Linked DNA regions of Homo sapiens: region 2 is linked to region 1. Evidence: read pairs that join two places in POLR2A ChIA-PET (ENCODE). Cell type or tissue: Caco-2. All regions are shown on one strand. Links, peaks and the distances in the headings refer to the core of each region. The heading gives the core; the rest is flanking DNA. Region 1 overlaps FRMD4A (FERM domain containing 4A). Region 2 overlaps FRMD4A (FERM domain containing 4A).

The links. ChIA-PET counts read pairs that join two places held together with the same protein. Peaks named below come from ENCODE experiments on the same cell type or tissue, not always from the same donor. Only the 100,000 strongest peaks of a DNase experiment are listed, where the experiment ranks them.
Region 2: POLR2A ChIA-PET joins it to region 1 with 24 read pairs; 5 of 35 experiments call an interaction of 5 or more read pairs at or near these places.

What each region holds. Positions count from the first base shown.
Region 1 is chr10:14,183,967-14,186,884 of GRCh38, reverse strand. All of the region lies in intron 2 of FRMD4A (FERM domain containing 4A), which reads left to right. It overlaps LOC124902378 (a long non-coding RNA gene), which reads right to left. Exons shown (of 2, transcript XR_007062060.1): 2 at 423-2,055. Among named protein-coding and RNA genes, the nearest start is that of FRMD4A-AS3, 110 kb to the right of the region's middle. RefSeq lists an enhancer at 1,272-1,321 and a silencer at 1,602-1,661. In Caco-2, for the core only: a CTCF peak has its summit at 427 (motif pointing left); DNase peaks (open chromatin) are centred at 323, 1,144 and 1,954; H3K4me3 peaks cover 649 bases.
Region 2 is chr10:14,038,844-14,041,761 of GRCh38, reverse strand. The region is part of intron 2 of FRMD4A (FERM domain containing 4A); the gene reads left to right. Among named protein-coding and RNA genes, the nearest start is that of FRMD4A-AS3, 34 kb to the left of the region's middle. In Caco-2, for the core only: no CTCF peak of the experiment used is centred there; DNase peaks (open chromatin) are centred at 1,151, 1,532 and 1,981.

The DNA.
Region 1 (2,918 bases), core at 150-2,649:
GCCTCCCAAAGTGCTGTGATTATAGGCATGAACCACCATACTGGTCAGAGAAGGGTATTCCTTAAGGGTACAACTTGTGTCCAAGGCCACCCTGAACAGTCAAAGCTATGATCTTCTTTGCCAGTCTCCTGGGGATCCTGGGGCTGAGCGCAACATCTGCATCCTCAGAGGCTGATAACCCTCCCTTCTCTCATGAGGATATGAAGATAGGTAAGAAGGAAGAGGATGCATGGTCTAGTCCTTGGGTCACCTGAGACTGAACAGGAGAGAAGCAGGGTCCCTAGACCATCATGTTTGTCATGGAGCCAAAGGGTCACTGCCCAGTGTGCCAAGACTATGACACCAGGTTTGTGAGAAAAGCAAAGCTTTTATTGTTCCCAGGGAGACAGGAGTCCAGCTCAGATCTGTCTCCCTCTGCTGGCTTCAAGGGAGTAGTTTTATTAGAAGAGGTTTACGGGGTGGATTCTGGGATTAGTGGGTGATCGGTGGAAGGAAAGGGGAAACCTAGAAAGGTCTTGGCATGAGCAGTTATCTCTTCATGCCTCCTCATGGGTCGCATGTGCAAATTCAGGGGGCGTTAGTACGAAACGTGTGGTGGTAGTTCAGACTGTGACATCACAGGCTGGTTCTGTACAGGCTCTGGTTGGTCATATTGATTCCAACCAATTGTAGCCTGTTTTGTTATCCCATAAGAGGAGGGAGTTTTAGCATTTTGGCCAGTCTTTTTTTTTTTTTCTTTTTCTTTTTATCTGCGATTTTGTAAGCTCAATAAATTCTGTTAGTCATTGGTGTCTTTGTCTCTTTGGACGATGGTTTCCAGTGTCTCCTTTACGGGGGTAGGTCCCAGCCCGCACTTCTGCCCACTGCTGTGCTCCATCACCATGGACCCTGCACAGTTGATCCTCTGGCCTTGTGCTTTTCCTCTCACCTGATGCACATCATTCTGCTCCAGCTGCCATCTTTGCAGTTCCTGCCCAGTCTCTCTCTGCCCTGTTGCTGTTACCACTTTATCTCACTCTAACTCTATGGGAAACCTGGCCATGGCTGTCTCCACTGGGCCCTGCCCTGTCTACCCTATTCCGCCCAGGACTAGTCTGGATTGTACGTATCTGTTGCTTTGGCTGGTACTAGCCTGGTCTACTGCTGTTGCCATCCCTTCTCTCTAGAACTACTGAAGGTGCCACTGTTGAGCTGCTGCTATCCTCTCTTCTGCTCATCTGCACAGCTAACAACCGCCCCTGCAGCTCTCTGACCATGAAGTATATATCCCCTTTCTGTCTCTCTACCTGTTTCTCTTTCTTACAAGACGAGATTGAACCTTTAAATAGTCTTGCTTTATGTTTCAAGTTTCCATAGTTCTACAACAAACCTCCAAAAAATACTTGAAGTTAGAAAAATTACAAAATGTTGTAATGTTTTTTGTACTAATTTCTGCCACGACATCCTCATCTGTACTAGCTCTCCTTACGCTTAGGGTGGTAGATTTTTTCATGCACATTCTACAGATTTTAGGGTTTAGACACACAGATCTCTCACTATGGATATCTAGAACTAAATGAAAAAATGAAAGACTCTATCTCTACATCCTTCTGCTGGGATCTCTCAGGAAGCAAGAGTCTTATGCAAATAGTTTCCGGGCTTCTTGAAATAGACATGCAAATTAGAACCCACAGTGGCTTTGGGCTACACCACATTATACACATAACAGGAAAAGGAGGATGAAAGGTTCTTTCTGAGCTATATGCCTGGGAAAACCTGTTCAGACACAGACATTGGCAAAAGATGATCAGCATATGGAGGGGCCTTGGGTTGATTTAACAAAGAAAAAGTATCAAGGCCCAGGGACCTAGATTCAAAGCATTCCTTTCTCCTGGGTTTTGTTTTCTCTCATTCCGCGCTCTCTGATTGTGTAACTGTCTAAACAAATTCAGACATGAAAGGGAAACACCCTACACGACTTTAGCGGTCGCGTTTGTTTGTGCTCCATCGCAGTACCCACGCAGTTGTATCCGGGCAGGCCATGCACGAAGATGTGGTAAGGATATCTATCATTTCCTTAAAAAATAAAAAATAAATAAATAAGAAAATGCGCCTTTATTCTCCAAACTTCTCTTCTTTCATATCTGACTTATAGCCCATGAGCCACACATTTGGGCTACTTTGAAAGAAAGCTTAGGGGGATTGATTTCACTGAGAGGTAGAAACAGAAGCCATGCTCTGCCCGGCCTGGACGTGTGCTTCTGGGAACGTTCAGAGGCTCCTCAGGAGACGGGCACGGTGCCTTGTATAAAGCACTTCAGCCTTTGTTGAGCAAACAAATTCCCTTAAATTGGAACAACAACAAAAAATACCTTTTTTAACATTGGAGAAGTAGTAATTTCTCCATTTTTTTTAACATAATAGAATAGAAAGTTGGCTAAGAGAAGCTAGATAAATAACTGAGATTACTCAACAAGCTGGGTATAGAAAATGGGTTCAGTTGCAGTGGCTCACGCCTGTAATCCATCCCAGCACTTTGGGTCAGGAGTTCGAGACCAGCCTGGCCAACATGGTGAAACCCCATCTCTACTAAAAAAAAAAAAAAAATTAACCGGTTGTGGTGGTATGCACCTGTAATCCCAGCAACTCTGGAGGCTGAGGCAGGAGAATCGCTTGAACCCAGGAGGCAGAGTTTGCAGTGAGCCGAGATGGCACCACCGCGCTCCAGCCTGGGCAACAGAGAGTGAGACTCTCTCAAAAAAAAAAAAAAAAAAAAAAAAGAAAAGAAAAGAAAAACAAAAAAGGAAATGTGTTAAGATGTAAGCGCTTGGTGATCTACTTTTAGAAGGTCCAACTCCTTTCTCCAAACCATGACCAGGTAAAAACATGCTTGGAAACCATAGCAAAGTTTTCAAATTAAGCCTTTGTTTCTGGAGCTA
Region 2 (2,918 bases), core at 94-2,593, 150 kb after region 1:
TGAACTCAACAGTGGTCCATTCCTTTTCATTGCTATATTTTATCCCATTATACGATTCTACCTTATGCGTAGACTACACATTTATTTGTTCTACCTCTGATGAACATTTGGATCATTTTCATTTTGGAGCTGTTATGAATAGTCCTGCTATGAAAATCCCTGGTCACGCCTTTTGGGGCTCATATGGACTCATCTGTTTTGGGTATACGCCTAGACGCAGAACTTATTTGTAAACGTTTCCTGATTTTAACTCTTGTTTGACAAAATAGCTCAAGTATGGAGATCACAGTATGTTTCCCTTTTGGTGGCAGAAAATGAAACTAATTTGTAAACAGACAAAAGGACATTAGTCAGAATTTTCATGATGACAAGTTAAGCTGTAAAATAAAAATGTTGAAATATTGGAAACTACAACAAAGCAAAGCTTTTTGAAGAATGTCATGAGAAACGCCTTTTGAAAAAAGAGATAAGGAACCAAGTTAGACTCCCTTAAAAGCAGCTCAGAAGAATTTGAGGCACAGAAAGAGCTCTGTTTTCTTTGAAGAAAGCAGAAGTGTTTGACATGTGCTCTGATTGTCCAATTTCAGCAAGAAAACTAAAAAACAAAACAAAGAAGAAGAAACGAGTATAACCCCATATACTCTACGACTTTTTCAAAGTACTGCAAGTTGCCATTTTAAAAGCTTCATTATGATAAAATAAGTCATTTTGCTTTCTCTCAGGGGAGTTATATAATTCCTTTGATTAAGAGGAAGTAGAGCAGTTATTCCACTCCAAAATCCTGGCACTTGCTACTTTGCAGCCTGGAGAAATAGATTTCTCTGGGCTTGTGGGTAATAGACGTTTTGCCTTCCTTCTTCTCACACCCTGTATATTTCTTTTTCAACCACCTTCCCTTCAACACCTCATTAAATGGAACACCTGTGTACATGAAGCCAAAACCACTGTATCCACTGCAGGCCTAAGCTGGCGTCTCCGTCTTATTTCCTCTGGAGAACACATTTGCAGAGAGGGAAGGAGAAACTGAGACAGTCTATGGTTTCTGAGGAGTACTCATCCTGTTAATAAGAAGTAAATAAGAAGGAGAACCCTAACTGCAGGTGGAAAGTCTAGATTCTGGTCGCAGGCACCATGCATGGCCTTCAGCAAACAGGCCAAGTAAGGCCAAAGTCCCTGGGGCCTGTTCCTTTATCTCCAAAATGCAGTTAGTCTCAGATGAATGTTACACTCCTCCCAGAGTTAAAGAATTGCATCATTCTCTGTTTTTTTGCAAGAACATTAACTTCAGCTAAATTCCTTCAGTACCATTATTGAGTCTCTCCATTACACAATGGAGATGCTATTAAGATTATCTTGTAAATGAATACCAAACATTTTCCAGAAACCACCCCTACAGCCCTGCTACACACACTTCTTACCCAGCTTTGCTTCCCCACAAGAACTTTCTCTGTTTCATTCAACAGAAGAAGGATTTTCTCTCGGTGACAGGGAGCAAGTGACTGTTCACAAAAATTAGAATGTTGTACACACACAAGCCCAGTGTAGCAGTGATTATCACTGACCCCGGAGCCAGAGGCTTGCATTCCTATTCAGGCTCTGTCATTCGACTGGCTGTGTGACTCTGAGCCAGTGACTTAACCTCTCTGTTCCTGAGTTTCTCCATCTGTAAAACAAGGATGGTAAAAATAATTAAGCACCATATGGGCTGTTGTGAGGATTAAGTAAGTTCATATTTCTAAGGCACTTGGAACAGTGCCTAGCACAAAGCAAAGATTAGATGAGATGACAGATAAATGGATAGATACATACATACATACTCACATACATACATATATGAACCCCAAATATCTGAGACAGGTCTCAATTTAGGAAATTTATTTTGCCAAAGTTAAGGATGCACGGCCGTGACACAGCCTCACGAGGTCCTGACGACATGCGCCCAAGGTGGTTGGGTACAGCTTGGTGTTATCAATCAGTATATGTAAGATGCACATTGGTTCAGGCCAGAAAGCCAGGACAACTCAAAGTGAGGAAGAGGGTTCACAGGTCATAGGTAGATAAGAGACAAATGGTTGCATTCTTTTGAGTTTCTGACCAGCCTTTCCTAAGGAAGAAATCAGATATGCATTTATCTCAGTGAGCAGAGGGATGACTTTGAATAGAATGGAAGGCAGGTTTAGCCTAAGCCATTCCCAGCTTGATTTTTCCCTTTAGCTTAGTGATTTTGGGGTTCCAAGATGATAGATAGATAGATAGATAGATAGATAGATAGATAGATAGATAGATAGATAGATAGATAGATAGATTGATTGATTTTGGGGTTCCAATATAGATAGATAGATAGATAGATAGATGGATGGATGGATGGATGGATGGATGGATGGATGGATGGACGGACGGACAGATCAGAAAGTGAGCAAGAAAAAGATCTTACTTAGCAATTAGAAATGCAAATTTTTAGATGTGAAAAACCTTTGATATAGTATATATGGCATCTACCCTATTGTAAGCAAAAGGATATAATTAAATAACGATACAATTAAATAGTCTAAGTACAACTCATATTCTAAAACATAGCTAACAATTCATGAGTCTAAGCATTTCAGCCACAGTATCAATAGCCCGATGCTTGCAGTACATGACAAAAATCACTACAACCACAATACAAATTCAATAGAAAGCAACAAGCTCGGTAAATATTGAATATGTTAATTAATTTATTCAAGTTCTTTGGCTGCTGTTCTATAATGATTTTCTTATTTGCCTGAGAAATTAACGGTGTCCACACTGGCCCTTTCAAAAATGCTCAAGAAATGGTGTCCTGAAGGTTGATATTATTATCGTTTTGTCCAAACACAGCTAGTGACCTTGAGAATACATAGAAACCTAATCAGATTCGCAGGAGAGTAACAGAGGCG